7 separate regions of the Mus musculus genome follow, and all the other regions are linked to region 1. Evidence: chromatin loops called from intact Hi-C (ENCODE). Cell type or tissue: left cerebral cortex. All regions are shown on one strand. Links, peaks and the distances in the headings refer to the core of each region. The heading gives the core; the rest is flanking DNA.

Region 1 (4,322 bases), core at 243-4,242:
ACCCCGAGGGCCCCGGCCCAAAGAGGGTAAAGTTGTTGCGGCTGACCCGAGCAGTCGGGGGTCTCGACTGGTCTGGGAACACACGCGCCACCCGCGGGACCGCCCGGATACCGGGCTGGGCACCTCGTCCCTGCCGGAGCGCGGAGGCGGGGACGCATCTGAAGGACTCTCGCCTTAGGCTGCGGGTCCTTCGTCGGTCTCTGGGCTCCCGTTTGCAGTCTGGAGACGCTTCCGGGAGAAGCTCTTGGGAGTGGGGTCCTCTCCAAACCTTCAGATTCTGGAAGCTCTCTGCAACTGCACCCGGGGCTGGCTGCCAGGTTATTCTGCCAGGCTCTGTGGAAGAGGATAGGTATAGGAAGCGGACAGCTGACTGCCTGTCTCCAGAACCAGACTCCCTCCCATCCCACCATCCCACGCTGTCTCGGACTATCCGGAGGGGCTGTCTCCTGGATAGGTCCCAGCCAGGTGTCAGGAAATTGGACTTGGGTGTGGCTTCTTCGGATGGAGGAGAGCTCAAGGCTCCCAGAACTTGGTGAGAAGAGAGATATTAGAACCCCAGGGGCTTGGCCCCCTTTATCCCTCTACAGCTTCATCGATATTAGGAGTGAAGAGAGGGTGCTGGTGAAACCCACGTGCTTGCTGCTTAGGAAGGGAAGGGGGTCTGAGTTTATGGAGATTGTCGAGATTGTCGGTTCCTTCACCTGCCTGGAGTCACACCTTTGCTCCACCCTGCTAGGGTCCCAGGAAGTTACAGTGAGATGCTGAGGTGAAGAGAAGAGGGAGGCAAATAACTCACCCAAAGCTGATCCCACCCCCAGCCACCAGAGCTAAAGACACCAGGAGAGCCCACGGTGTCAGCTATTGGGGTTGGATCACTTAACCTCTCATTCTCTTGGCAAGGTGTGACTCTTGTTTCCTCCCGTGGTAACTTACAAAACAAAGCTTGGAGCCTGCCTGAGCTGACCACAGCATGGAGCGCTTACCCCACTCCCCAGCACCCCCGTCCATCTGGAGTTCTGTATAATTGAGGTTTTCTTGATGATCTGGAGTTCTGAGGACAGAGAAGCATTGCCGCTTCGCCGCGGGGAATTCTGGGCCCCTGAGTTCAGCACCAGAGGCCCCGGACAGCTCTCAGCTCCAGGCCCTAGCTCTGGGTCCCATCACTTCGTTGTGGCCTGGAGTACCCTCAGCATACATCAGACATTATATCCCCAATCTCTTGGACCCAGAAATGGGAGCGATGGGCATGATTTGCCTCCTCTATTTAACAAAACATGTCATTGAGAACACCCCCTCCCCTTGTGAGACAGTGGTATTTCCAATTTACACCAGGTCTGGGCAGTTTCCCTAGGAAAGATGGGAAAAGAGATTTGGTTTAAATCAATGGTCTCTACCCAGCGTGCCTTTTCTTAATTAGCTGTCTCTTTCCAACAATAACGTGGTGGCCTTGAACTGAATCCAGATTGCCCTGCCCCAGCTCTTAAATCTGTGTGTGTGTGTGTGTGTGTGTGTGTGTGTGTGTGCCTGCCACTCCACAAGCAGAACTCAAAGATGCCCAGAGGCTCACCATCTTTTCTAAAGTGGCCCTACCTCTGAGTTTGACATTCTCTAAGGCACCACCCTTGGCATGGGGTGGGGTCTTAATGGCATATAGGAAAATGTCACCCAAGATCAGGATCCTGTATCCTGATTCCTCAGTGTGTGCCAGAGTGTAGGAGGGAAGGCAGGATGTGTGCATTTGTGATGTCAATTTTTAGACATTTTATATTTTGCAACTGCTCCACACCACGCGGCTAGTGAGCATATATTTTTAATTAACTTCAGGTCACTGCCAAATTAAAGTCCACGATACACTTCATCCAAAGGCTCGTTACTAACCATGGGGTTCTGACTGAGTCATAAGAAGGGAGCCAGGGTGGCCCATGGGCACTGCCAGTTCTCATGGTCCATTTGGAAACAATTGATCTTCCGCAATAAATTCTATTTTTAACCGGCAGCTCTTATCCACAAACCAGAGAGGAGAGGCATCAGAGGAGCCCAGTGTTGCAGACTTGTCTTCCTGCATGCAGTGTGAGGGGTGGGAACTTGTTGCAGGCTGTGCATTCTCTGGGCCGTTTTGATGGGAATAAAGTGTAGCTTGTCTTTTTTAAGAGGACCCCTATTGCCTAAGACATGCATGGGAGAGCAATGCACGCACACGCCGAGACTGCAAAGCCTGCCGTTCCTTTTCTTTTCCCCTTGGATTAACAAAGCAAATCCAGTATCTCTCAGTAAGACTCTAATTTGTTGCCTCCCCTAGCCTCTGACATGTGGTGAGATGTATCGTTGTTACGTCGGCCTTAAGTGTGCTTTTCTATGTGCCGTTCTGTTTCAAAGAGTTTTGGCTGCCCCCACCAGGGACTACCCGAGACAAACTTAAAAGATTCTTCTTTTATTCACACAGTTCTGCTGGTCATTAGGAAACCATATCGACTTCCTTTCTTTCTTCTTTCAAGGCATAAAAAAGGATGTTTCCCGAACAATTTGGTTTGTGACTTTTGGTTAGGAGTCCGTTCCTGCAAGCCATTCAAAGGAGCGCAATACACAAGGCTCTCCTGTGTGCCAGTTGATGGCTGCGTGGCAGGCCCATACTGCATGCCTCCACGAGGGGCGCTCAAAGCTGCAGCTGGGCAGGAAGGAGGCAGACACGTGTATGTCCTGTTGAAAGCTAGGATGGTTCTCAGCCTGGTGGTCTGTGCACCTGGCTTCACTCCCTGCCACTGGAGGTATCTGGTCCTTATGTCACAGGGAGAGATTACTGTCAGCTTTTGGCACACAGTGAAAAGGGGGGACACAGAGATGAGAAGTTTGCAGAGAATGCTTACTCGCAAGGTGTCATTACAACTCAGACCCTCATCTAGCCCTTTTCTGCCAGTGTTTGGACTCCCTTATAGTGGCAATTGCAAAACGAGGGCGGAGGCAAGGCTGCTCTGGTGAGTGGTCGGATTGAATATGAGAAGGAAATTAGCAAGGTTCAGGAAAACGGTTTGGAAATCAGAGTTGCCTCAACCCAAAAGCTCAGTCCATTCATTGATTAGGTGCACTTAACCTTCAGAGAGACCTTCTTGTCTGGTACTCCATTCTGCCATCTGTAGGACGTAAATAGAATGGAGGGCTGATGGGACCAACCTAGAAGTGTGGTTATAGGATTCTGTAACTCGTGTAAAGAGAAACCGGCATATGTTCGCACACATGCAGTGGTTTCCTGTTCCCCTAAGAACAAACTTCCTCTGTGAACAGGTACCAAGAAAGTAGCCTCCCAAAATTGGGCAAAGCAGATGCCCACATAAATACTGAACTAATTTAGGCCAAAGTCGGGGAAGAGGGGCAGCAGGCAGCCCTACTTACCTGCCCACCACCATGTAGAGAGGGAAATCTCCATATCACAGGGGGTTGGCAGCTTTCCTTCCCAGACCCCCCACGCTGCATGGCTTTGAACCCACCAGCAGGAATCAGAGTTCACAGTTAATGGCAACTAAAGATGACAGATTGGAAAGATGACATGAGAGAGCCTCCCTGTGCGCCGAGTTCTGGTATGACTGGCTCTGTTCAAGCCACTGTGACAAATGAATGAATGAATGAATGAATGAATGAATGAATGAATAAAACTCTCATGGCTGGTAGTGCAAGTTCATAAAGTCAGCAGAGTTTTCTCTGGTAGGAACTGTCTTCCTAGTTTGCAAATGTCCACTCTCTTATGTGACTGCAAAAGATAGTGGGGTCTCCTCCCTCACTTTCCAAGGGCTGCTATCTCATTTTGGGGCTCGGCCCCCTCAGGCCTTGCCGTAACTCAGTTGCCTCTGATTGGTAATTTGGGTTTTTGATGTACGGCTCGTGAGGGATATGAGCAATGCTGGGGACCCAATGTTCCTCTGCTAGGCACCACTTCTGGCACCCCAGCAAGAGATCCACAGGGTCTCGGCCGTCATCTGTGTGCTTTAATGGAGGGATGGACCATGATGGAATATGACAGGTGGCTGTGCATGACTTTTACCAGGCCTGATGGGTGAAGTCTTGCTGAGCAGGGCTGGCCCAGGAGGAATGCAGTAGGTGCCAGGAAGAGAATTCTACATGAGGCAGGGAAACCCTAAAGCAGGCTTTGCTCTTGGAATTAAAAAGAGGGGAACAGGAGCCAGCAGAAGGAAGAGGAAGAGAGGCTCACCTGGTGGACCTCATCTCAAAGATATAGATTGTGATGGTGTGAATCTGCTTGGCCCAGGGTGTGGCAGTATTAGGAGGTGTGGCCTTGCTATAGTGGGAGTGGCCTCGTTGGAGTGGGTGTG
Region 2 (4,322 bases), core at 248-4,247, 100 kb after region 1:
TAAGATGGGTTTTAAAACCAAGAGAGGAAGATGCATAATTTTAGAATTGGAAAGGGCTCAGGAAAAACTTGTCCTTCAAACATAAGGGGCAATGCTCCCATCCCCAGAAGGAGCAGTGCTCTGGTCCCCATAAGGATCAGTGTTCCCATCCCCATAAGGATCAGTGCTTCCATCTCCATAATGATCAGTGCTCCCATCCACATAAGGAGTAGTGCTCCCATCCCCATAAGGAGCACTGTTCCCATCACTGTAAGGAGAAATGCTCCCATCCCCAGAAGGAGCAGTGCTCTGGTCCCCATAAGGATCAGTGTTCCCATCCCCATAAGGATCAGTGCTTCCATCTCCATAAGGATCAGTGCTCCCATCACCATAAGGAGTAGTGCTCCCATCCCCATAAGGAGCACTGCTCCCATCACCATAAGGAGCACTGTTCCCATCACTGAAAGGAGAAATGCTCCCATCCCCAGAAGGAAGTGCTCCCATCCCCAGAAGGATTAGTGTTCCCATCCCCAGAAGGATCAGTGTTTCCATCTCCAGAAGGAGCACTGCTCCCATCCCCAGAACCCACATAGAAAGTCAAGGCAGGGTTCACCTGTAGGCCCAGTGCTGAGGGGTGGAGGCAGGAGGATTCCTGCCAACTTAGCCAAGCTCCCCAAAATCAGGTAGAGAAACAACCCAGCCAGCAGCTCCAGCACCCAGCCCTCCTCGACAGGGTCGCCCCTCCATCCCCAGCACATAGCTGCTGCCAGGATGTGGGTCCCACAGCCTCCCTGCTCATGGCTAATGTGCTCGGGTTGCTGTCTTCTCCGCAGCCTTCATGCTGAGCTGCCCCTTTCCCCGGAGGCCCGATGCCGGAGAGGTCACGGTGATGGATCTGCACTCGGGCGGGGTGGCCCACTTCCATTGCCACCTGGGCTACGAGCTGCAGGGAGCCAAGACGCTGACCTGCATCAATGCCTCCAAACCGCACTGGAGCAGCCAGGAGCCTGTCTGCTCAGGTACCATGAGTGCTTGCCAGCCGGGCAGGGCGAGGGTAGGCCAGCACCCTCTAAGGCACTGGTTAGACCTCACGCTGTGCTGACCCCAAACCGTAAAATCATTCCATTGCTAGTTTTAACTGTAATTAAACTGCTACTGTTACGAATCTGATATGTGGGATATGTGACCTACAACCCTTGTGAAAAGGTTGAGAACCAGTGCCCTAGGGCATAGGGTGTAACCTTGGGTAAGGCCTTTGCCCTCCAGGCTGTGCTGTCATACAGTGCCCAGGGTATGAAATTGGCTCCTGAGGACACATACCACACAGCAGTGTTCTGCCCAGTGAGAACCTTGCTCTCTAGCAGTCACTCAGCAGCTGACTTGGTGGTGGCTGTTGTATATCCTGGATGCTAAGCTTTCTTCTCTGTGATCTGCCAGTTGTGAGCTCTCACGCGGGTAGCAGACATGCAGCTTTTCCCACTCGCCACGGGGTTTCCAAGCTCTCCCTGCAGTGCAACATGTATAAGCTGTTCTTTTTCATGGCTGTGTAATATTTCGTTGTGAACATTATGCTCTGTTTTGTTTACCCATCCATCCAACATTGAACTTTGGAATTATTTCCACTTTTTACCTAAGTAACTGCCCTGCTCTGAACATAGAAATTAGTTTCCATTTCTCTTAAATATGATCTTCAGAACAGTGTTGCCAGGTCGTGTAGTGTAACCTCTACAAACCCACACTTCCCACAGAAACCACACCATGCCATTTCACCTGCCACTGGTGGCACACGGCAGTTCTCTTCCTTCCAACGCTCACCAATGCACTGCTTTCTACAATCAGCACAGTAGGCCTACAGACTCACCACGTTCTCATGTTTCCATGATAAGCACTGCTGTCACATCTTTCTCAATGCTTCTTGTAGCTGACAGTATGCCATCTCTGAAAAGGCTCTTTAATCCCTTTGGCCATTGCTCAAGAGGTTACTGGGTTGTTGCTGTACTATAAGTGCTCTTTACATATGATGGATCAAAACCTTCATGAGATATGATTTGTAGGCCTCTTCCCCGGTTCTGTGGGGGTTTGTTTGGTTTTGGTTTTGGTTTATTTTTTCACATGGCCTCTTCGTAATGATGAGGTCTCTCTCATCCCTTGTTTCTTTTGTTGCTTTGACTTTGGGCTTAGCTGCTGCTGTTCTGTTTTGTTGGTTGAGCTTAGTCAACATGACCTCAAAAAGTTGGTGACAGCCTCCAACTAAGGTGGCCTGGTGCCCTCTGGTGGAAAGAAGTAGACAGTACAGGCCAGCAAGAGGAAACCTGGACTTCAAGGACAGACAGGGGGGATCCTTGGCTAGTGGATCTGACATCCTTCGAGGATCCTGCCAGCATCCACAAACGTCCACTGTTACCAGGTTCTGCGCCTATGATACGAGCTGTGAGGGTCCTGCTCTCTCCGAGTCTCTGCCCTGGTACAGGATGGCGTCTTAGTTACTGCTTGTGGCTGTAAAGAAACATTGTAACTATGGAAACTCTTCTTTAAAAAACAAAGTAATAAAAAATAAATAAAAGCATTTCATTGGGGGTTTGCTTAGAGTTTCAGAGGGTGAGTCCATGAGTAAAAAGCACACAGGTGCTTTATATCATGGTCCACAGACAGGAAGGAGAGAGAGAGAGACAGAGACAGAGACAGAGACAGAGACAGAGACAGAGACAGAGACAGAGAGACAGAGACAGAGACAGAGACAGAGACAGAGACAGAGACAGAGACAGAGACAGAGCGCCTGGCACAGGCTTTTGAAACTACAAATCCCATCCCAGGAACTAACTTCCTTCAACAAGGTCACACCTCCTAACCCTTCCCCCAACAGTTCCACTTCGTGCAGGGGGTGGGATGGGGGTGGGGCGAGGGGGCTACCATTCTTATTCAAACCCCCCAATATGTGACCAGATGAGAAAACATGGCGGGGGTGAGGAGGGCAGAGAGTGCCAGAGAGGGGTCATAGGGGTAGTGCCACAGAGCAGGTAGGGACAAGAGAAACCCTGACACTCAGGGACTCAGGGACAAGAGGTGATGGTAGGCCAGAGACCAGGGAAAGTGTCCCCAGGGAGCCAGGCTGTTGGAAACTGAGTGGGAGGTACCAAAGTGAAGGTCAAAGGTGTCGGTTTTCCCTGCCAGTGAGCTATCCTGTGAAAAGGCTGGTGGGTGAAAGGGCTCAATAGGTTTGAGGAGGTCAGCATATGCTATGGTTTGTATATGCTTGGCCCAGGCAGTGACAGTATTAGAGGGTGTGGCCTTGTTGGAGTGGGTGTGGTCTTGTTGAAGTGGGTGTGGCCTTGTTGGAGTGGGTGTGGCCTTGTTGGAGTAGGTGTGGCCCTGTTGGACTGGGTGTAGCCTTGTTGGAGTAGGTGTGGCCCTGTTGGAGTGGGTGTAGTCTTGTTGGAGTACGTGTGGCCCTGTTGGAGGAGGCATGGCCTTGTGGAAATGGATGTGATCTTGTTGGAGGAGGTGTGGTCTTGTTGGAGTAGGTGTGGACGTGGGCTTTAAGACTCTCATCCTAGCCGCCTAGAAGCCAGTCTTCCACTAGCAGCCTTCAGATGAAGATGTAGAACTCTCAGCTCCTCATGCACTGTGCCTGCCTGGACTCTTCCATGTTCCCACCTTGATGATAATGAACTGAACCTCTGAACCTGTAAGCCAGCCCCAATTAAATGTTTCCCCTCTAAGAGTTGCCTTGGTCATGGTGTCTCTTCACAGCAGTAAAATCCTAACTAAGACAGCATATGTCAGCATCACTTGGGAGGCAGAGGCAGATGAACATCTATAAGTTCAAGGCTAGCCTGGTCTACACAGTGAGTTCCAGGACAGCCAGGGTTACATAGTGAGACCTTGTCTCAAAAACAAACAAGCCAAAGAAGAACCCCCCCCCCCAAAAAAAAAGACTATACTAACATCAGAAGATGGCAGGGCAGGATGGGAAGCAGCAGCTGTTCCTCAAGAGGGACCTGCCAGGGATGAGACCATAACCCCCACACCTCCACCCTGTCACCACTGGCACACCTCAGGTTCCGGAGGAATCCACTGTCTTGTGTGAAGTCCTTCACAGGTACATGCCACAGTGGATGTTTGAGCACTCAGTCAGGAAGGACACTTTCCATCCACCCTGTCACACAGCCCAGTCCAGGGCTGAGGAGAGCTGTCACGGCTTGTCTCCTTCTGTCAACCCAACCCCTGCATGCTGTCATTCAGCATTCTGTGAACATCTACCATGTATCAAGAACTGAACTGGGCACGCTAGGTGAGCCAAAGAGGCCTTTCTTCATCTGTAAAGTGTCCACCTGCCCTCCACC
Region 3 (4,322 bases), core at 23-4,022, 270 kb before region 1:
GTGTTGCAGGCTCTGTTAAGGCATCCTGAGGTTACTTTGGGCTAAACACACACACACACACACACACACACACACACACACACACACACCCGCCCCCCGCTGGAGACTCACAAAAGTGGCTTTGAAGGCCCTGAGAAGTCCCATAGAGATGACACTTACCCAGGCAGGGGTATGGTACAGGGATCGGTTTCCTCGGTGTGTGACCTGGGAAGAGACTTTGACTGCTTTCCCTCCATCTCTTTCCATCCTATATTTTGAAACAAGGCCTCTGGTTGAACTTGGGGCATTCTGATTTGGCTAAGCAAGCTACCGGCGCCTGTCTCTGCCTCTCCACGGCTGGGATTGCATGCCTGTGCTGATAAACCTGGCTTTTTCTCATAGGTGCTGGGGATACCATCTCATGCCCTCCCTTTACAGACTAGGCCATGTCTGAGCCTCTGTTTCCTCTAGTGTGTTAGATGAACTCTGGGGAGACAGACACCAACTCTGAGGCCAGCTTGCCCTGTTCCATGCCTCTGTTGCCACTGAGAATCACTGAGTCAGCTCTGCCCTGCCTAGGTGACTGATGGTTTGAGCCTGGCCTCACTCAGACAAATGCAGGTAGCCTCTGGGGGAAAAAACAAGATGACAGCAGGAGAGAAGGCAGCTTGCTGAGAGGTTGGCTTACTTTCTGGACCTTTTCCTAGGCTGCCATCATTTAAAGTGAAACCCAGCTAGACACTGTTGTCTGTGATCACAGGCAGGTGGCCTATCCTGAACCTGTCCTTGGCTAGCTGAGGGCAAGATGCTGAAGCAGGTGTTCCAGGACACGGGTACACATGAGACATGAGCCTAGAAGTGCCAGAAGGGCTTGCTGAGATCTGGGGAGCAGGAGTGGGGCTGCCTGCCCCCTGGCTACAGAGGGGTTTTGTTTTATACCAGAAACGAAAGAAATGGCTGCCAGTCCAATGTGCAGTGGGGAATGACCTCCGCACTCAGGGAGATGCCCCAGGCACAGCTTTGGGAACTCTAGCTGGTGCTGAGAAGAGCATCCAGCAAATGTGGGCAACCCTCTGCAGCAGGCTGGGGGCAGGGAGAGACACACCCTGTCCCTGTCAGAACTAGTCCAACCTCTCTCTTTGACAACCCCTTCCTGACCCTCTCTGTCCAGCTCCCTTCTGTTTTATCTTCAGCTTGATCTCCTGCTGTCCTGATGGTGGGCTGAGGGTCCAGATGGCTGGTTTCTTTGGGTAAAGCGACTCTCGTACATTCTCTTTTCCATGTCATTCTCTTTTTCAAGTGTTGGTGGGGAGGCAGGGGACAGAGTGGCCAGAGCTGGCTGTCAGCCATTCAGCTCATCCACTCCTGGACTCATTCCTCCCTGGGTGACTTATCAGGGGTCTGGTGACAGTAATGAACCCTCCGCATCCATGGAAGACAGAATAGCGGAGTCGCTGCCGCACAGGGTCTGGCCAGGACCCTGTTTGCTTTCTGTAGCATGCTGGGCAGGAAAATAGACTGTGTGTCTTGGTCACACTCTCCTGGAGGGTTTGTGAGCATCCCAGAAGTGTCCCTGGCACGTAAGCCCCACGCAAATCTCAATGGCTGTCATTACTTTTAACTGACGACCACACGGAGGTACATCCCTGTTTATCTAGATGCTGGGGCATGTTCCCCTACCCCAACCTCGGTGTGGGTCCTTCTGAGGAGCACAACAAAGTCCTTAGAGGGGGTTAGTAGAAGACGCTGGGATAACCCACGACCCCATTTCAGTAGAGAAGTAGCTTTAGTCAACTGAACCCCTAGAGGGGACGCTGGTTTCCAAAGCTAGCATTTTCCTGGTATAAGACCTTACAGCCATTTCCTGAAGCAGCTGACAGACCTGTAGCTGGGCCCCTGCACGGCCAGGGCCTGGCCAAGAGCGCCCCCTGGAGTTTATAGGTGGAGACACAGCGGCGACAGTGTACTGGGCATGCCTGCCTTCTCCACCCAGTCTTTGAGCCTAAAGGGATCTTTGGAACTCTCACGACATGCCAAAGGTCATAATTGTGCTTGAGTTGTGGTCATCCGCGAATGGCAGTGGTGGAAATTGTAATCTGAAGCTGTGATCTTAGCCAGGGCCTTCTTTCTCCCCCTCGGGTGGCTCTTCTGAGCCCTTGGCTTTCCTGGGGTGCCCGGAGCAGCTGCTCCTGTCTGAACCAAGGCAAAGGAGTCGAGTCTGGGTTCAACACCTGGGCTACTGGCCACGCCCCCAGCAGGCCTCCCGTAACTCCTCCCAGAAACCTCACCGCCAACCTCCTTCTCCTCAGCTTCACCAGACTCTGCAGGTCACTGCAGGGGATGGGGGTGGGGTGGGGTAGGGGGCAGAGACTCCAGGGCAGATGTGCACAGTGGTGTGGGGTGGGGTGGGGTGGGGGAGGGGGCGCGGAAGACAGCAGTGGGGAAGCCGGCTCTTGTTAGAGAGTTCCCAGGACCCTCCTGCCCCCTCCCCACTCCCGCCCCCACCCCCACCCCCACCCTAGGTCTGGTCTCATCCAGGGGTAAATGGACCATCCGGCTCCTCTCCAGTGCCTGCTCAGCTCCCTTTTTAAGAAAGAGAGAGCTGGCTTCAGCATCGCGGAGGTAACGGATCTAATTAGAATCTAATGGCCTGCTGGCGCCCGTGTCGCGTATGTGTTTCTACTTCTCTCTTGTGACAGGCGACAATGATTCTCATTGGAGATGGAGCACTAACGTCTCCCTTTACACATGTTTGTCTGAGAGAAATAGACGGCTCGGTTCACGTCAGGAACCGTGTACCCGGGTCCTAAGGATGTGCTAGGTGACATCTGAAGGATGGGGTGGGCTTCAGAGGTTGCGGGTTCTTCCACTCGGTGGCTCTGTGTTGTCCGGCGATCCTCTGAGTCCCTTTTGTCACCTCTAAGCGACAGCGACCACCCACGTTCACTGCTCTGGCACCCCAGAGGTGAAGGTGGTGATGGGGGGGGGGTGCGGGGGGAGACGAAGTTCAGGCTGGTTAGTCATGGGCAGAATCTCCCCCAGGGTTCCCATTTCTCCCCGAGACCGACTGTTCGATTGTTCAGTTGTCTACTTGGCCCACTGGGCCCTGCCAGCCTGTGGGGTAGCTGAGACTCTGTTTCAGAGAAAGAAACACATTTGCAAGGAGACAGAACTCTTGAAAGGAGCGCATTGTGATTTGTTTTAATTAGTCAGTTATTTGTATTTGGGTCACAACATCAGCCCACAGCTACTGTAGGGAATTTGGAAAATGTCAGCTCCTCGCCCTGTCGTGATCCCCGGCTGACTATGTTCCTGTTTGTCATGTAATTTAAAATAATTTGAAAACATCTATTTCTTTGCGTAGCATGCACAGACAACCTGCAGGACTTAGTCCCAGAATTCTGCCTTGAGGGTCCTGGGGATTGAACTCTGGTCTTTCAGACTTGGTGGCAAGCCCCTCACCTGCTGAGCCTTATCACCATCCCCTCCCTGCTCTCTCACTGTGACAGCATTTTAGAAATGACTTCACATCCTCTTGTGGGACGGTTCCTTGTCACTTTTACTTAAGCTTTTGCTTGTAAGCATGCTCCGAGCTCCACGAGGTCAGGTGGTTTTAAGTGGCCTCCACTTGGCTGCCCTCCTCCCTGCTGTGCTCCTCATTTCTGTCCCAGGGCCTCTCTACCAACTCCTAGTCTCTAGGTTCCTTCCTGGTCACAGCTGAGCCCACTGTCATATCCTCCCAGGGTCCCTCTGAGCAGCACATGCTAACACAACCACCATCTCTCTGTGCCCACACTAGTCTCTCCCTGCAGCGTGCACCACCTGAGATTATCTCACCGACTGTCTGTCTGCTTGCTTCTTTCTCAACCCCTTGCCTGGACTGTAAGCTGCAAGAGGGTCATCATTTGACGTGTGTGACTTGCTCTCACGTCAAAGGTTCTCAGTAAACATGGGCTGAGCATACGGGTGGCTGGTTGGATATGTGGCTGGGTAATTGGGGAAGTGGCTGTGTGGGTGAATGGGCAGGAAGGGGTCGAAAGGTAATGGGCATGCACATAAATAAATACATGGGTATGCACATAGATACATACATGGATGTGCACATAAATATATACATGGGTATGCACATAAATACATACATGGACATGCACATAAACACACAGGTGTGTACATAAATATATACATGGGCATGCACATAAGTAAACATGGACATACATATAAATAAATACATGGACATGCACATAAACAGACACATGGTGTGTACATAAATACATACATGGGCATGCACATAAGTAAATACATGGTTTGCATATAAATGTATACATGGACATGCACATAAGTAA
Region 4 (4,322 bases), core at 6-4,005, 210 kb before region 1:
TGTGTGACCAGGTAAGGCCACACAGTGGGGACATCTGAGGGTTCCAAGAGATGGCTGGATGCACGAGAAATCCAGCCACAAGGAGAGAGCCTTCGGTCTTCAGGAAGGGCTGAGGACAGGCCTTTGAGCTGACTTCTCCCTGTGTCCCCAAAGTACATGCTGCTCCACCCACCCTTTCTGCTGGCTCTTTGAAACTCTCCGAAGTTAAGAACAGCATTCTTAAAAGAACACAGGGAAGTAAATAAGAGTGACCTTACTCAGGACAGACAGATGAAGCAATATGGCTGTCAGTGGCTGTTGGCAGTCAAATGTAAATAATGCTTGTATTAAGAGGCTGCATATAGATGGCCACCATGCCCACAGCTGACCTTTAAGGGACAAGATTTTTCTAGGACTGGCAGCCATGCTGGGAGCCAGGCAGGAGTGTGTTCTACTTCTGCTGTCTGTCTGTCTGTCTGTCTTTGGGCAATAGCTCTAAGCATTGTTTAATGCTCTAAGCTCTAAGTTTGTTAATAGCTCTAAGCATGTAGATTTGCAGGGACCCTCGGGCCTGTCCCTGTTCTGGGGACCTCAGCCTATCTCTGTGGCATTCTGAAAATGATGACTCTTGTGATGGGGACAGTGTGTGGGATGCTGAGCCTACCACCCACCACAAGCTGCCACAGTGTGTACTGTAATTTCCCAGAGCTGGCACGGCAGGTCCCTTGTCTCCGTGAAAGCTGTGCCGTTTCATCTCTGTGACTCATCCGGTCATGATGATTGGCTTCTGTACTTTCTGGGAATCGTTCATAGTCTGTGTATAGACACCAACCAGTTTCTGATAGTTTAAGTTTCGATACTCTGACTGTGGATAACTTATACCCTTATGGATGATGCCCTTCAGTTAATAAAGTGCTTCCAATGAAGCCAAACAGACCTCTTATTTACAGCTTATGCTTTCCTACTTTCAAGTTGCCCTCCTTAATTTCAGTTCATGTTTTACCATACGCCTTCAAAGCTCTAAACTTCTTTTTTTTTATGTGTGTATAATTAGATTTTAATCCATCTTACGTAGGTGTGTGGTATGAAATAGATACCTATGTTTTCCCTTTTTCCCCCACCACCATCCCTCATGCCGTGGGTGGGGACAGATCCCCATTCTACTGGCTTCATGCTCCTCTTTGCTCCTGCACAATCTGGTCCTGCTGGCTAGCTTTCAATAAATTGCAGTGTCCTAAATAGCTTTAACCATCTAACACAGGAGCAAGTCACCTTAGTAATGAGTCACAGTTGAAGGATTACCAAGACTAGGTTGGGCTGTGGACATGCATGTGGAGAAGTCAATTAATGTAGGAGGGCTTGGCCCACTATGGGCGGCACCATACCCTAGGCAGGTAGTCTCAGCTTTATAAAGAAGCTAGCAAATCATGAGTCTGAGGGAGTCAGCAAGCAGCATTCCTCCATGGTGTCTGCCTTCAAGCTCTTACTGAATTCCTTCTCTGACTTCCCTTCGTGGTGAACTGTAACCTGGAAGTGCAAGCCACAGATATCCTTCTCTCTGCCAAGTTGTTTCTGGTCATGGTGTTTTGTTTTGTTTTGTTTTGTGTTTGTTTTTGTTTTGTTTGTTTGTTTTTTATCATAGCATCAGAAAGGAAACTGTAACACATAGGGACATCTTACCTAGCCTATCTTTGAAGATAACCTTGTCTTCTTGAGTCTTTAATAACCTTAAGATGCAAGTCATGAATGATAGAGGGCCTACCCAGCCTACATGGGACCCCATATTCCTGAAGTAAGAATATTTTAATAAATCCTGATATGGAGTTCCTTCCTGCCTTTGACCATTTACGTTCCCAGATGAAAGACACACACACAGCCTTATGCAGCACAATAGCTGGGCAGCTGCCTATCCTCCATGCTGGTAGAATCCACCTCCTACCGATAACTCTGTGTTACTGCTTACTAATTTCTGTTCTTCCTTGGCTGCTCTTAACTCCGATTACTCAGACTTCTGGCCCACGTCCTTTTGGCCCAGAGCCCAGGGTTCTCTCCTTGCCTCCCTACCCCATGGCAGCTCTTGTCTCTCTCCTGCACACTCTTCTAAGGCATGATAGCTCCTTTCTGTCTTTCCTCATGGTCCCAAGCCTGGGAAACCTAAACCCCGCCTATGTCTCTTCTCCCCAGCTGTTGGCTGCTGGCATCTTTATTTACCAATCAGAATTCACTGGGGAAAGGTTCCCTCAGTGTCTCTCTCATGCAAACAATTGTGGGCAGCATTAGGCCAGCCTACGACACATTCCACCCACAGAAAACCCAGCAGCAAAGGATGTCAGTGTCTGCCGAGCCCTGGTTATTTTTGCAGAGGACCCAAGTTCTATCCCCAGTGGCTCACTACTGTTTGTACTTTTTATTCTCAGGTTATCCAAAGTCCCCTTTTGTCCACTGTGGGCACAAGGCCATGCACATGATACACTGGCATTCATGTAGGCCAAACATCCCTATGCATAAAATAACAATAAATAATTTTTTAAAAAGAAAGAAAAGGTTCCATGAGGAAACTTGATTCATTGGAACGGCTGATTTACAAGTTAGACTGGAGACAACTGTCAGCTTCATGGTAACACTGTTATTGACCTCAGCCCTATCCATCTCTCACAATGCCTGTCTCTCTCTACCCACAATGCTTATTTCCTAACCACGTGTGCCGTGAGCACCCGAATTAGCTTTATTTGCAGGAAACTCCTGATTTCCACGGCTCTATGACCAGTGCTTGTTTAGCGTTTTGCTTTGTATTTAATCGTGTTATGCATCCTGTGAGAAGCCTCCTCGATCTTTGTATGGAGCAAAATTGCTGAGTTTGTTATTTCGTGATATCTCACCTGTCAATGATTTTAGGCTTTTCTATGTTCAAGATCTTACCACTGGGAAATGAGAACAATTTTGCCTCTTTGGGCATAGGAAAAAAATCTTAACTGTTTCCAAGAGGGACTGGCAGTTGGTTCTCCTCCAACTTACCCACTGGTCTCAGCTGCATATTAGCAAATGTGACTTTCTTACCCCTGGCTCGATGCGAATGCCACTAACGCTTGGTCATGTGACTATTTCAACCGTGTGTGTGTGTGTGTGTGTGTGTGTGTGTGTGTGTGTGTGTGTGAGAGAGAGAGAGAGAGAGAGAGAGAGAGAGAGAGAGAGAGAGAGAGAGAGATAGATCAGTAACTCTTGTCTGGTTAAATCTTCACCCATTGGGAGCTTTCTAGTATTGGAAAACCTGTCAACTCTTACCTTGTGCTGCTTTTCGGTGGAGAGCTCCCCTCTGAGTCACGTCACCTGTGGAGGAATGTCTCCCATGTTGGTTTACTTGGCCCTCCAATCCAACAAGAGTTCAAGGCCAGCCTTGGCTACTTAAGACCATTTTTTTTTTATTATTAAAGCAAAAGGTTCTAAGTCCCATTAACTAGAAACACGTGAATCACTTAGCTCTCAAAATGACACTTCCTTCCCATTAATCTAAGGAGGCACTTCCTCCTCCTTCCTCTCTTCTCCACACTCCCCATCTTCCTTCCTCCTCTGTATTCTCCCTCCCCTTCTCCCTCCCTCCTCCTTCCTCTCTCCTCTTCTCCCCTCCCTCCTCTCTCCTCCCTCCTCTTCCCTCCTTACTCTCTTCTCTACCCTCCCCCTCTACCTCCCTCCTCCCTCTTCCCCTCCCCTCCTACCTCCTCCTACTTCCTCCACCCTCCTTTCTCCCTCTTCTCCTCTCCCTTCTACCTCCCCCTCCTCCCTCATTTCTCCCTCCTCATTCCTCCCTTTTCTACACTCCTTTCTCCTCCCTCCTCCCTCTTCTACCCTCCCCCTCTTCCTCCCTCTCTCTTTCCCCTCCTCCTCCCTCTTCTCCCTTCCCTCGTTCCCCTGCTTTCTCCTTCCTCCCTCCTCTCTCCTCCTTCCTCTTTCTCCCTCCTCCTCTCTCCTCGTTCTCCCTCCCTTTCTCCTCCCTCGTCTTCATTCCTCCCTCCTCTACCCTCCTCTCTACTCCTTCCTCCTCCCTCATTCAATCCTCCTCCTTCATTCCTCCTCCACCCTCCTCTCTTCTTCTTCCTCTTTCCTCCTCCTTCCTCCCTACTCCCTCCTTCTCTCTCCTCCTCCCTTCTTGTCCCTTTGATAATTAAGATGGAGAGGACAGCTTGGGCTGAGGTTTTCTCATGGATTCTGTTAGCAGAAAGCTGAACGAGGCCGGGCATGTCAACACTTCAAGGGGCCACTATGCTCATAGCCATTCCAAACACCAGCTGCCAACCAACTTGTTTCTTAGGAAAGCTATGTGCTGTAGCCAGAGGAAAGCAGACAGA
Region 5 (4,322 bases), core at 198-4,197, 83 kb after region 1:
TGCGGTTCACCCCAGCGAATGGAGCAGTGGGTGGAAGTTCTGAGAGGGAAGGAAATGTATGCTTCCAGAAAATTAGGCCAAGTAATTCCCATCTTCTCCAGGGGGAAATTATTTAAATAGCATCTAAATCAATTTCCGTGCCATTAAATATTCTGGTCTGCGTTTTAATTGAGACAGTGGCATCTTCCCTAAAAAGAGACTTGTGCTGTTTGGAGCGCGCACAGTGTCGACTTTCCCTCTCGCTGGAGCCCACAAGCCCACAAGGAGAGCAATCTCCTCGCAGCCCACAGCCTGGCTCACTTTTAGAGGGCTAGCCTGAAGTCCGGCTCCTATTTAGAGAGCTTAGCCCACAGCCTAGCTCCTTGTTTGTCTTCAAGAAATGAAGCAGATCTCGGAGTGTACCCAGGGTGCTGGGAGCACTGGGTCGCTTGGTCTCCTTGGCAGCTGGGCAGGGGTTGGCTTCATGTGGTCAGGGTGCCTTTTATCTCAGAAATGTCTGATTACAGGGGCCAGGGATGGGGGGCATGGGCCCACTCTAGACTTCACAAAGCCCCTTCCTTCTCAGCAAACGGTCAGGCATCCTCCCTATGATCCAGGGCATGAAAGGGGCTCCCAGTTAGGGAGGGAAGAAGCATGTAAAATAAACAGAGCAAGAGACAGACACAGAGAGACAGACACAGAGAGACAGAGACAGACACAGAGACAGAGAGACAGACACAGACATGGAGACAGAGAGAGACAGAGACTGAGAAATGAAGACAGAGATAAGGGCTTTTAGCAATCACAAACATTCCCAACCCTACCATCCCAGGGCAGGGAAGCCACCATTGCTGATTTTTGGTCTTTATCTGGATTCTTCTAAGCTCTGTAGCAGGTACAGGAGCCTGGCTGGAAACCAATCAAAGGAAGAAAGCAACTAATTAATTAACTGGTTAATTAATTAATTAGAGCTTCTGTAGATTCACCAGGAAGGGAGCATATCTTCCAAAGCAATATGACTTTTGGTCAAGCCAGGGCCTCGTGGGCTGGCAGTGAGAAAAAGAGTCCTAAGAGTGGAAGCATGTCACTGGAGCATCTCTGTCACTACAGCCAGTGGGTACTACTTAGGGTCTCCTCTGCTCCTGCCCTGGACATTTAATTCTCAACTGCTGGTGAGGTGGTGCCCATGCACCCATTTCACAGATAAGGAGACTGAGACTCGGAGGTTTGCTCCTCCCTCAAACTCTCATTCCCAGGGACTGCTGACTGCAGGCTTGGCAGCGACCACTGGGATTTCCTTCCTCTCTTCCCAAGCACAGGATGTTTTCAAATGCTGATGGAATGGTGGAGTTGAGAGTGTAGTGCACCTCCTGGTAGGGCAGGACAGTGAGTATTAGCGAGACCTCTCTTTCAGAACCTTGAAATCCAGCCTGAAGATTTTTTGGTAAATCAAAATAAAACCGGAGTTCTGGGAAACATTATTTTACAATGTGTAGAAGAGACGTGAGTCAAGAGAACAGAGGGGACACCCATGCATGGATGACTGGGGAGACGGGGATTTCACAGGAGCTGAAGGCATTTTCTTCTGGCTGTCAGGGAGGGACAGAAGGCAATGTAAGGCAATGTAATGACATAAGGCAATGGCCGCAAGGTCAGAGGTGACAGCATTCCCAGAGTGCAGGTTTGGGGGCCAGAGGCAGAGCTAGGAGGATGCTGGGCTCAAGATTCTCCCAGGCAGCATGGGGTGGAGCGCTGGGATGGGGCTGCCTCAAACCCTAGCATCTGAAACACGCTTCTGCTCACAGTGAGAAAGAGCAGACACGCACACGTGTCGTCCTGTGTAAAGCAGCGTCTGGCTTTCCAGACCAGCCTAACGACTGTAGCACATCCTTCAGGCCACTCATTAAACTGCAATCCAATTTCCACCCAAAGCTTTCCTCTGCCTTGGGACTGGATCTGGCTGCAGAGGCAGGAAAATGGAGCGAGCTGGCAAACCCTTACATAGCTTTGGCGCCAATCAGCGACAATCTCCTTTCCAAAAGAGGTCATCAGCAACAACATCCAGATAAACTAGATCGTGACACCATTTTAAAGCCACAAAAAGAATTCAGAGTAGCTGGACTACCCGGTCCACCCTGCTTACCCTTGGGGCGCATTTCCCACCCCATGGTGGACACACTTCCCACTTCTGCGCTACCTGGGAGAAAACAGGCTCAGCAAAGGGGTAGTTCAACCAAGGTTAGCCAAGGTCGTGCAAATCAGCCAGGGTCAGATGAGATCAGACAAGGTCAACTAAGGTCAGGCAAGGTCAGAGCTCTTAACTGGTGGTCCCTCTGTTCTCATCCTCTCTCTACCTCCTCCTTCCCTCCCCACCTTCCTCCCTCTGTGCGTATCTGTGTGTTTGTGTTGTACATGTGTGTTACATGTGTGTAGTGGAGGGTGTTGCACATGTGTGTGGTGGGTGGGGGTATGTTGCACATGTGTGTATGTAGTGTGTGTTGCACATGTGTATTTTGAATAGGGATGTGCTAGATGTGAGTATAGTGTGTTGCACATGTGTGTTGCACATGTGTATAGTATGTGTTGCACATGTGTGTTCATGTGTGTTTTGGGTAGGGATGTGTTAGACATGGGTATAGTGTGTGCTGCACATGTGTGTGGTGTGTCACACATGTGTATAGTGTGTGTTGCACAAGGGTGTAGTGTTGCATATGTGTGTTTGGAGTGGGGATGTGTTGCACACGTGTGTAGTGTTGCATGTGTATGTGCTGCACATGTGTGTAGTGTGTTGCACACGTGTGTAGTGCTGCATGTGTTGCAAATGTGTGTAGTGTTGCACTGTGTTGCACACATGTGTAATGTTGCACGTGTGAAATGTTGCATGTGTGTTGCACATGTGTGTTTGGGGTGTGTTGCACACATGTGTAGTGTGTTGCACATGTGTGTGTTGTAGATGTGAGTGTTTCTGCTACTGACCTGACTAGATCCGCTGGCCAGTGAACACAGGGATCCCCCTGTCTCTGCCTCTCCAGTGCTGGGATCACAAGTGTGTTCCCTCAGGCCCAGCTTTTTATGTGGGTTCTGGGCTCAAACCCTGTCTTTATGCTTGCAAGGCAAGCACTGTACCAGCCAGGTTATCTATCACCCCAGCCCAGCCTTTCTTTCTCCACTTCAATCCAAGCTTCCCTCATCATCTATGGGTTCCATTTCTGCCATACCCAGGGCTTCCGAAGCCTTCATCTGGCCACGTGTGTATAAAATGTATCCCAGCTAATGAAGTTGGCCTAAAACCTGCACGGACCAGCAGGGTGCACATAGCCCAGACCTCTGCTCTGGTCACAGTGCACATCAGGACTGCTTCCTTCTTCACTGGGAAAGGATTTGTCCCTTCCACTGTAGGATAGAGCAGCAGCCTGGCCCACCTAATGCCGAGAGCCCAACCCCCCAGTTGGACAGGTAAAAATGTCCCCAGCTGTGCATGGGTCATACAAAACCCTCTCAGCTGTAAACTGCCAGCCATAGAATGCCACGTGATGACTATGTGTGAGGCCACGTGATGACTGCACGAGAGACCATGCAAAGACTGTATGGGGGGAGGCATGTGGTGACTGCGTGGGAGACCACATGATGACTTCGTGGGAGGCCACATAATGACTGTGGAAAACCACGTGATGACTGTGAGAGACCATGTGATGACTGCATGGCAGACCACATGATTACTGAGTGGGAGACCACGTGATGAGTTGTGGGAGGCCATGTGATGACTGTGTGGGCATGCAGATGCACTGGCCTTGGGCTTGGTATTATGGGATATAGTGTGATCCTCACAGGTCAATGGCTATGTGACTCAATTAGTGAAGATTTTACCCCACCACCCAAGGTCTAACTCAGAGCGTCTGAAGCACACTTCTAATACTGCGGGACCGTGGATGTGGGGGAAAGAGGGGAGTGGGAGAGAACCTGTGTCCCGCCAGAGTTCCAGTGCTCTGGGCAGGTGGACACGGGAGGATTGCGCACACTTTCCACATGACCCTAGGTGGGCATCTGGCTGTGTTAAGCCACTGACCCCACAGGGCACATGATGGACAAGGGGTAGCCCCAGGTACCAGATTCTCAGCATCCCATACTGGATATGGCGGAGGAGCTAAGAACAGAATAGGGGCCCCAGGGCAACACTCGGCCCGGCGGGAATGAAGGGAGGAGAAGGCAGGGGGAGAGGGGGCGCTGGATGATTCCCACACGTGCGAGAGTCCTTGGTCAGGTCTGTGGCTGGAGCACAAGATGGCCTTCTGGTGGGAGGTTAGATGCAGCTCGTTAGGAGAAAGCCCATCCCATCGTTCAAG
Region 6 (4,322 bases), core at 291-4,290, 82 kb before region 1:
GCAGGGAAAGCATGTGACAGACTGACATTCAGGGCTCCTTCCAGCTGTATTGGTCAGTTTGCTGGCTTGTGTCCTGTTAGGACATCTTAACACGCCCATGAGTATTGAGGTGTCAGGAAGTGGTTAGGAACGCCGACGATAGTCCTGGGAAATACCCGGTTCATAAATAAAATTTCTCACTCACAAGTGAACTCAAACACAGCCCTTCAGACATGCTAACGGTCCCTAAAGAAATCTGATGTTGGATTTAATTGAATGCCCACGGAAGAGTCTCAGTGAAGGTATTGTTTACATCAGGCTGGCCTGTGGGTGTGTATATGAAAACCGTCCTAACTGTGTATATTGATATGGGAATACCCAGCCCCCCATGGTTGGCACCATTCCCTAGGCTAAGGTTAGAACAGCATGGCAGCAGTACAGACAGTCAGGAGAAATGTAGTCACTGATTGTTTAGCTGAGGACTGATGTGTCTGCTCAGAATCAGGCACTGATGGTCGAGTGCCAAAACCAGCCATGGCTACACCAAACCTTGAATTCCAGTCCTAAATCTTACCATGATATTGGCTAAGAAACCACCTCCCAAGCCCGTTTCCCTTGTTGACATGAAAGTGGGACCATAATACATTGGAAGTTGTTGACAGCCCAGGCTGAATCCTCCTCTTCTTTTGTGATTTCTGGAGACCTGGACAGCATTTGACAGCATGTCATATCAAACCTGGTAAGTTAACTTTAGAAAATCCAGGAGTCCAGGGCTGGGCTGTGGCTCAGTGGGTGCAGTGTTTATCCATCACTTGCGAAGATATAGGTTCCAGTCCCCGCACAGCATAAACTGGGCATGGTGGTGCACACCTATAATCCTAACATTTGGGAGGTGGAGGCAGGAGGTTAAAGAGAGTTCAAGACCACTCTCAGCTGCAGAGCAAGTTTGAGGCTAGGGAAAGGAGAGGAATGAGGACCTGGAGAAGGGGTGGGGGCAGAGAAGAGGACCAAATGAAGACAGAAAGAAGGACCAAAAGAGAGGCTGACTTGGAACACATTGGGGGGAGAGAGAGAGAGAGAGGGAGGGAGGGAGGGAGAGAGAGAGAGAGAGAGAGAGAGAGAGAGAGAGAGAGAGAGAGAGAGAGAGAGAGATGGGCTGTCCTCTTACATGCTGCCAGGCTGCCAGGTCACCCATATCTGGCAATGGTACAGGCAGTAATCTCCATTACTGACAGGTGATGATGTAATTGTTGCTAGGTTCCTGGGAGGAGCCTAGCAGAATTTTCTGTAGGCCAACAGAGACCCTGTCTCAAAAACCAAAAGGCAAATAATCAGCCCCATTGGGCCCCATGACCATGTAGGCAAAGACCCAGTTCTCAGGGATGCTCCAGTCTCTGAGATCCAGATTCCATCTGATGTGTTTATAAAAAGATAAAGAGAAGGGGGGTTATGTTCTGTGAAGGTGGAGTGAGATATGGAGGAAGGGGGTGCCTCTGCGGGTCCATGGTGAGGCATCCCTTCCTTCTGAGGGACCAGCCACATGAAGGTATAGTATAGAATAGAGTTTATTCAGGGCATGGGGAGGGGAGTCAAGAGAAGGAGGGAGGGAGAGAGAGAGAGAGAGAGAGAGAGAGAGAGAGAGAGAGAGAGAGAGAGGGAGGGACAAGAGGAGGAGGAGGAGGGGGGGAGGCCAGCCATGAGCACGTGGAGAGAGGGAGGGAAGGAATGGGGAGAGAGGGGGAAAAGGAAAGCAAGAACAAGAGAAAGCAAGGGAGGAAGAGAGCAAGAGAGCTAGGAGGGGCAAGCAGCCCCTTTTATAGTGGGTCAGCCCTACCTGGCTGTTGCCAGGTAACTGCGGAGAGGGTCATACCTGGCCGTTGCCAGGTAAATATGAGGCGGAGCATACCTGGCTGTTGCCAGGTAACTATGGGGCAGAGCTTAGACAGAATGCTAACATCATCCCCGACCCTTCCCCTCCCACCCTATCCCCCGCCCTCCCAGCCCAGCCCATCCCCCTCTGTCTCAAGCCCAGCCCAGTCCACTCAGCTCTTCGCTCCTGAACTATAATGCAACCTGGGCCATGTTTCTTGAACAGTCTCTTTTCTCCTCTGACATTTGAGGGGACTGACCGACCGCTCCCTTCAACAGTAGACCACATGGTGAGAGGGTCAGGAGAATCTGACCCCATGAGAAGGAACCCTCAACCAGGGGAGCGTTGTATTATTGTAGCCTCCTCTGAGCTCTGGGTGTCTTCTCAAGATGGAAAACCTGGCAGTAGCCAGGTCCAGGCACAAACAGGAGGTGGCTGCCTCCCTGCTGTTCTGCCAGACCAAAGGAGAAAGAAAACCCCTGTGTGAAAACCCTCCTCGGTGGCTTTGATGTCCCTCTTCCAAGAGACACCCGGAGAAAGGCTGGGGGGGGGGGATGGGGGGGTGCTGGAGGCGATGCCCTTCCTGACTGCTAATTATTCTCCTTCTGTGTAAATGATTATCTGGAAGGGAAAAACGGCTGAAGACTAAGGAGCTGGAGACGCCAAAGACAAAAGGCCGTCTGGGATTTGTGGAGTCCCCAGGAGCAGTCCTAACAGGAAAGCCACGCCACAGGGTCCTCCTTGTGTGTAAAGTGCGGTTTTCAAAGTCCTGGGCATGGCTGTTTTAATAAAATCAGAGTTCTGCAAACTGGAGTGTGGGTGATCCCCCATCCGTGAAACTTCCTCCAGAGACTCTATAGTAGAGACTGGAAGTCAAGCAGAAGTCTCAGCTGGCTTCGGAGTCGTCCAGCTCTGGCTTGGACTTGGCTTCTCTGCTTGTTAGAGGCAGAATCGGGCTCTTCCTACTGAGGGACTGCGCAGTAATGCTCACTCAGCTCGGAGCACCTCCAGACACGGACCCTTCAGTGATACCATCACTGCCGCTGAGGGTACCCTAGTGTTCCTATTCCTGGGCAGGGTCAGACAATGTCTATTGCGTTTTATAAAAAGATAGAGAAAAGACCAGAAAAAGGGGGTGCCTCTGCGGGCCGTGCTGAGGCATCCCTTCCCCCTGAGGTACCAGCCACGTGACGGTTTAGTATAGAATAGAGTTTATTCAGAGTAGAGGTCGAGCATGAGCACATGGAGACAGTGTAGGGGAATGGGGAGAGAGGGGGAGCAGGAGCAAATGGAGAGAGTAAGAGAGAGAGGAGGGGGCGAGCAGCCCCTTTTATAGTGAGCCAGGCATACCGGACTGTTGCCAGGTAACTGTAGGCGGAGCCTAGACTATCTGTACCCCTGGTGTGTCGCTGCAGTCTCCTAAAGGTTTACTTGTTGGGCTGGGTGTTGTTCCGCAGTGCGTGGTCTGTGAGCGATCTGGCTGAATGGATGTCCGAATAGCTGAAATTTACTGTCCGGTGGATACAGTCGGAAGAATGAGTGCTAGGAGCTCTATCTTCAAAGACCTTCCCTCTCACATTTGTTTTTGTTTGTTTGTTTGTTTGTTTGTTTGTTTGCGTCCCTCCCTGCTGGGACACTCTGCCTCAAAGCCCACAGGTCCAGAAGTCAGGGAACTGAGGGACAATGTCTGTCTCCCACAAAGTATCCCTGGGGTGGGGGACTTGTCACAGCTGCGGGACTGACCAGGCCACCATTTCTCTGGGATGCTTTAGTCCTGGATCCTTGGCACAGGCAGTGTTGAGGTGTTAAGTAACCATTGGTGAGCATTCATTAGAAGTGAGCCTGAGGGCTCTGGTGTGTTGGCATTTCTTCTAGGCTCCGCCCCACCATTACCTGGCAACAGTTAGGTGTCCCTGACTCAATATAAAATGGGCTGCTTGCCCCCTCATCTCTCTCTTGCTCTCTTCACCTCTTCCCCCTCTCTCCTCATTCCCCTCCCCCTCTCTTTCTCCATGTGTTCACACCCACTTCGTCTCTCTCTCCCTCCCCCTCCCCCCTTTCTTTCTCTCTCTCTCTCTCTCTCTCTCTCCTCCCTCAACTCCCCTCCCCAGGCCCTAAATAAACTCTATTGTATACTATATTCATCCTATGGCTGGTACCTTGGGAGAAGGGATGCCTCAGCATGAGCCTGCAGAGGTACCACGTCCACATATACCATAGGGCGCCTCCATTAAACATATCCCTGGCTTCTTTTTCTTTTCTTTTTTTTTTTTTTCTTACAAAACACAACAGGGTGAGCACTGAGCCTTCACAATCCCTGGTTGGAAAAGATCTGAGTTGCCTATTCTGCAGTCTCCCAGTTGCCAGGCAGGCTCAAGTGTGTCTCCTAGATCCACCAGGTGACTCTGGTGGCTTCTTTCTTCTCCCTGCCGTCACCCCTTGACCTCACTGTGAGGACTACAGCCACACACCC
Region 7 (4,322 bases), core at 289-4,288, 480 kb before region 1:
GCCCTGTTACTGTAACAAAATACCAGAGGCTGGCTACTTGCAAAGCAAGAGGTTGGTTCCACAGGCTGGCAGCCACCTCTGGACAAAAAAAGTCCCTTTTGGAAGGGTGAAAGGGTAGAACAATGAAGGGAACCAACTGTGGGCACAAGGGGCTGAGCTGACTCTGGTAAGGATGTCCCGCATGCCCACCTCTACAAGACCAGATTCATGACTTTCAAAGATGCAGTCCCAATGACTTTAGCCCCCTGTTCTAGATCTTGCCTCTTTAAAATGTTTAAGATTTATTATTTCCTGTTATTCATATGAGTGTTTTATCTGCATGTACACATATGCACCTCATGCATACTTGGTACTGGATTTCCCCCAAACTGGGATTATTATGGGTGGTTGGGGATCATTGTGTGGATGCTGAGAATCAAATCCAGGTCCTCTGCAAAAGTATCTGGTGCTTTTAGCCACTGAGCATCTCTCTAGCTCCACAGCCCCGAATCACCTCTCAGCACCACCACACAGTGTGTGTATGGCGGGAAAAGTGTCCACAATGTGTGTGTTTGTGTATGTGTGCGTGGGGGGGCTATTACTTACAGCAGCTGAGCTGTGGGAGGCCCACTTGACCCATAAGTGGACCAATATGTTACAACACAGTACAATATAATACAATGTTACAATACAGTACAATACAATGTTAATGGCTTCTTCTTCTGATTCTTGCTCATTCTTCAACCACCACTATCAAGGGTCTACTTTCTTCCTGGGACTAAACAAGATGGGGAGTTAAGCCCAGGTGATTATTATTGATCGAGTTGCCTCACTCATGACTTGCAAACCTGCCCCCAGGAGCTCAGAAGGCGGGGATGGGAGGGGGCAAGCATTCTTTGGATGCTGGTTGGAACAGATATAATGAAATGGTCCTAGAGTCGAGGCCCCTAATCCCACATGAGGTGTCCTTATGAGAAGGAGAAATAGACACAAACACACAGCCATGGAGAGTTATGTGGGATTGCTGGTCTCGCTGTCAACTTGATGGGACTCACCTGTGGGACATGCTCTGTGTGAGTCTTCGAGGGGATGGCCAGGAAGAGTAACCAAGGGTGATGCCCACCCTCAAGAAGCAGCACCTTCCAACGGAAGGCTTGGATATAAAGAAGTGTACTGATGGGGGGCAGGTGGGCCCACCTGCCTCCACTCCTGCCCGAGAGAGTGCGACCGCTGCTGTGGCTTGTCCTTCGTGGACACTAGCCTTCAGTGTCTTCAGCCTTGCTGTGTGGACTCGACACCAGCCCCCCCACAGAAACTTCTTGAAGAGCTATCCTGGGACTTCCTTGCATCTAGCTTCATTGACTGAAAGGCCCCTGGGTTCTCTGGATATTCACTGTGGGAGGAGCCATTGTTGGATGATCAAGCCCGGCTGAGCCAACGAAATAATTATCTTTTTTATTATGTATTTTACTACATCATTTCTTTATTGGTTCTGTCCCTCTAGGGAGCCCCAACACACCACACTAAGAACGGTATATTGCTTTCATCACCGGAGTAAGAACGTTGGAGGCAGCAGACTGGTGGAGCTGGCTCCCTGCAACCTGTGGGAGGAGCTGATCTGACAACACTTCAACCAAACAGGAACAACACCCACCTAGTTCTCTGTCCCAGACCCTCCCCCTCCCCTGCCCCAACTCACAGGATGGTGGCAAGAGAAAAGAGCCACCCCTAGGACAGATGAGGTCATCCTAAGTGTCGCAGTTTAAGTGGAGGTGTGGAGGTGTGGAATTTCCCAGGTGAAGTTGAGGTGATCCTTGGGGTGTTGGCATCCTCACTTCGTGGCGATGGCTTCCAGGAGCCAGTGCCCCAGGAGGAAGGTGCAGCTGAGTGACACTTTCTGAGTAGCTCCTCTTTCTCCCGAGGCATCCCAGGTCAGGTGGAGATGCTCAGGTTTGGGAGGAAGGGGCAAAGGTCTCACCAGTCAATGAGGCTATCTAGTGGTGGCCATCCTCAGAAAACAACCCCACCTTCCATTGAGACTCTGGAACATAGGGCGTGGCTTCCATAGGGTGGGACAGGGACTTGGTGTGTGAAATCCAGCAGGTCATAGGTTCTCTTGGGCCTGGATTCAAGGACTTGGTGGCTAGTCTTAGTCCCTGGCCCCCTTGGTCACTGTAGGGTGTTTTCTGTCCACCCCGCCCCCTTCTTTCATCCCCCACTTTTCCTGGAAGGCCACATACCGTCTCTCTGGCCTCCAAGGACCTATCAGCCCCTCTTCCCAGCCTTCGGGGAGCCATTTCCCGCACTGGCCACGAGGTGTCAGCAAAGTGCCATCCCCAGCATTCTGTCAGTCGCCGAGGTGAGCAGGGCCTCGCGTGCGCCCTGGCAATTGAATTGCTGGGAGGCTGAGCCCTCGGGGGTCCAACGCAGGAGCACTCGCAAGGACTCTGGAAATACAAGATGAGTGCAGGGAATGATCAGCATTTCGTCTCATGCTTCCAATCCCCGGCACAAAAGAACACAAACCACCACGGAGACAAAATAAATAAAACTGTTTTATTTTTGGCCTCATAGAGGCCAGGTCGCTTGGAGTCGCTCAGTTTCTTTTGGGTCTCTGCGCTGACCGCCTCGCGTGGGCACCCACGAGCCTTTCTGGTGCCTTCCGCACGAAGGACCCTGCGCATGTGTAAATCACAGCACCGACCAAGTCCCACGAAACTTCAGGAATCTTAAATTTGAATTTCAGTGGTGGAGCACGCCTTTAATCCCAGCTCTTGGGAGGCAGAGGCAGGTGGATTTCTGAGTTTGAGGCCAGCCTGGTCTACAGAGTGACTTCCAAGACAGCCAGGGCTACACAGAGAAACCCTGTCTCGAAAAAAACCAAAAAACCCGGATCTTTCTTAGGCCCTCCCAGCCCCCAAGCATTTAAAATATGAAAACATTGTGTAAAAGGATTTGTTGTGTGGCTGGGAACACACTGGCGCCATCCTAAATACCACATTCCCACATGGCAAGTGTTCCATGAAATTTTGTAGTCACGGAACAAAAGAAAGTCACAAATCAAGGCACTTTTAAAACACTAGAGGTGGCATCAGGTAAGAGGGTTACAGTAACGCAGAGACATCACAGCTACATCCCAGGTGCTGTCCGATAGCTTTCTCAGCCTGTTGGTTGGTGGACACTAGGGGTGTGTTCATACATTACAAAGGAAGTACCTAATGGTTGCAAAAGCAGCTGGATCAGGCACGGAAAAAGTCAATATATATCAAAGGGCCAAAGATACCCCAAGATCATTTGGCCCTGGACTTGGCAACATTTCAACCTGCCCATGTTGCTACATTTCTGATCAGCCACCTAGCCTTGGTAGACTTTCTATTGCTATGATAAACACCTCGAACTTAGGGAGGAAAGGGTTTATTTGGCTTACACTTCCCCATTGCTGTTCATCACTGAAGGAAGCCAAGACAGGAACTCAAGCAGGGCAGGAACCTGGACGCAGGAGCTGATGCAGAGGCCATGGAGGGATGCTGCTTATTGGCTTGCTCCCTGTGGCTTGCTTAGCCTGCTTTCTTAGAGAACCCAGAACCACCAGCTAGCTCAAAGATGGCTCTGCCCACAATGGGCTGGGCCCTCCCCCATCGAAAATATCCCACGTTTGCCTACAGTCTGATCCCATGGAGGCGTTTTCTCAACTGATGCTTCCTCCTCTCTGATGACTCTAGCTTGTGTCTAGTTGACACAAAACCAGCCAGTACACAGACAGCCTTTTTCCTCCAGTTCTCCTTCAGAACATAGATCAGGGTAGCTCTGCTGCAGGCCTCAGGTGATATTTGGTGACATTCTTAGCTCTTGGGTTGGCTAGTGACATGTTAACATCCTTCAAAAATGTTTCTCTTGGAAGTCAGACGTTCTGGCATCCCTCGCTCAGCCATCTTCCCCGCCCCTCTGTCTTTCCTTCCTCCAGCTCCAGATAGGGGCTTTCTATCTGCCCACATCGACCCTGATTCATCTACCCTCACCAGACCCCCACCATCAGCTCATCAGCCCCTCCCCCCGCAACTGTGTTGGCCCATAGCAGGCTTCCCTATTGGACTTTGAGCTTCACCTGGACAGAACCCTGGTTAGCTCACCCCAGGGTCCCCAGTGTGTCACACAGCCCCTGAGACAGAGCAGGTATGTGACAGCTCATAGCCGAGCAAACGTGTGAAGGCGTCCCCTCCTTACCTCCTTACCCCCAGATTTCAAGTGCAGATATTCTTGGTAGGAAGGAATCATTGGGGGCTCACAGTGGGGTGTGCCTTCACTTGTACCCCAGGGAACTCACTCCACCTTGGCTGGATGGG

Evidence for each region. A loop is a pair of places that touch in the nucleus more often than their neighbours do. Peaks named below come from ENCODE experiments on the same cell type or tissue, not always from the same donor. Only the 100,000 strongest peaks of a DNase experiment are listed, where the experiment ranks them.
Region 2: a loop joins it to region 1, with 3 times the contacts of the local background. A loop is called at or near these places in 8 of 42 quality-filtered maps.
Region 3: it touches region 1 in a loop (2.7-fold over the local background); 5 of 42 quality-filtered maps call a loop at or near these places.
Region 4: it touches region 1 in a loop (4-fold over the local background); 3 of 42 quality-filtered maps call a loop at or near these places.
Region 5: a loop joins it to region 1, with 2.6 times the contacts of the local background. A loop is called at or near these places in 3 of 42 quality-filtered maps.
Region 6: a loop joins it to region 1, with 2.5 times the contacts of the local background. A loop is called at or near these places in 6 of 42 quality-filtered maps.
Region 7: a loop joins it to region 1, with 2.7 times the contacts of the local background. A loop is called at or near these places in 4 of 42 quality-filtered maps.

Annotation. Positions count from the first base shown.
Region 1 is chr5:112,572,444-112,576,765 of GRCm38, reverse strand. The region is part of intron 1 of Sez6l (seizure related 6 homolog like); the gene reads left to right. Among named protein-coding and RNA genes, the nearest start is that of Sez6l, 2.6 kb to the left of the region's middle. In left cerebral cortex, for the core only: a CTCF peak has its summit at 2,636; DNase peaks (open chromatin) are centred at 1,054, 1,740, 2,636, 3,224 and 1 more place; H3K4me3 peaks cover 3,458 bases; H3K27ac peaks cover 2,170 bases.
Region 2 is chr5:112,468,273-112,472,594 of GRCm38, reverse strand. Sez6l (seizure related 6 homolog like) reads left to right here. Exons shown (of 17, transcript NM_001253916.1): 5 at 813-998. Among named protein-coding and RNA genes, the nearest start is that of Gm42160, 6.4 kb to the left of the region's middle. In left cerebral cortex, for the core only: a CTCF peak has its summit at 2,253 (motif pointing left); a DNase peak (open chromatin) is centred at 2,231.
Region 3 is chr5:112,846,660-112,850,981 of GRCm38, reverse strand. All of the region lies in intron 12 of Myo18b (myosin XVIIIb), which reads left to right. Among named protein-coding and RNA genes, the nearest start is that of Myo18b, 48 kb to the left of the region's middle. In left cerebral cortex, for the core only: a CTCF peak has its summit at 1,905 (motif pointing left); a DNase peak (open chromatin) is centred at 1,909.
Region 4 is chr5:112,778,274-112,782,595 of GRCm38, reverse strand. Myo18b (myosin XVIIIb) reads left to right here. Exons shown (of 44, transcript NM_028901.2): 33 at 1-11. Among named protein-coding and RNA genes, the nearest start is that of 1700095B10Rik, 13 kb to the left of the region's middle. In left cerebral cortex, for the core only: a CTCF peak has its summit at 1,930; DNase peaks (open chromatin) are centred at 687, 1,126 and 1,992; H3K27ac peaks cover 2,401 bases.
Region 5 is chr5:112,489,227-112,493,548 of GRCm38, reverse strand. The region is part of intron 1 of Sez6l (seizure related 6 homolog like); the gene reads left to right. Among named protein-coding and RNA genes, the nearest start is that of Gm42160, 15 kb to the right of the region's middle. In left cerebral cortex, for the core only: a CTCF peak has its summit at 1,871; DNase peaks (open chromatin) are centred at 226 and 1,848; H3K27ac peaks cover 280 bases.
Region 6 is chr5:112,654,574-112,658,895 of GRCm38, reverse strand. The region is part of intron 1 of Gm30529 (predicted gene, 30529); the gene reads right to left. Among named protein-coding and RNA genes, the nearest start is that of Gm30529, 7.5 kb to the right of the region's middle. In left cerebral cortex, for the core only: no CTCF peak of the experiment used is centred there; a DNase peak (open chromatin) is centred at 2,726; H3K4me3 peaks cover 415 bases.
Region 7 is chr5:113,052,508-113,056,829 of GRCm38, reverse strand. No RefSeq gene overlaps it. Among named protein-coding and RNA genes, the nearest start is that of Gm22740, 11 kb to the right of the region's middle. In left cerebral cortex, for the core only: a CTCF peak has its summit at 2,301 (motif pointing right); DNase peaks (open chromatin) are centred at 1,588 and 2,293.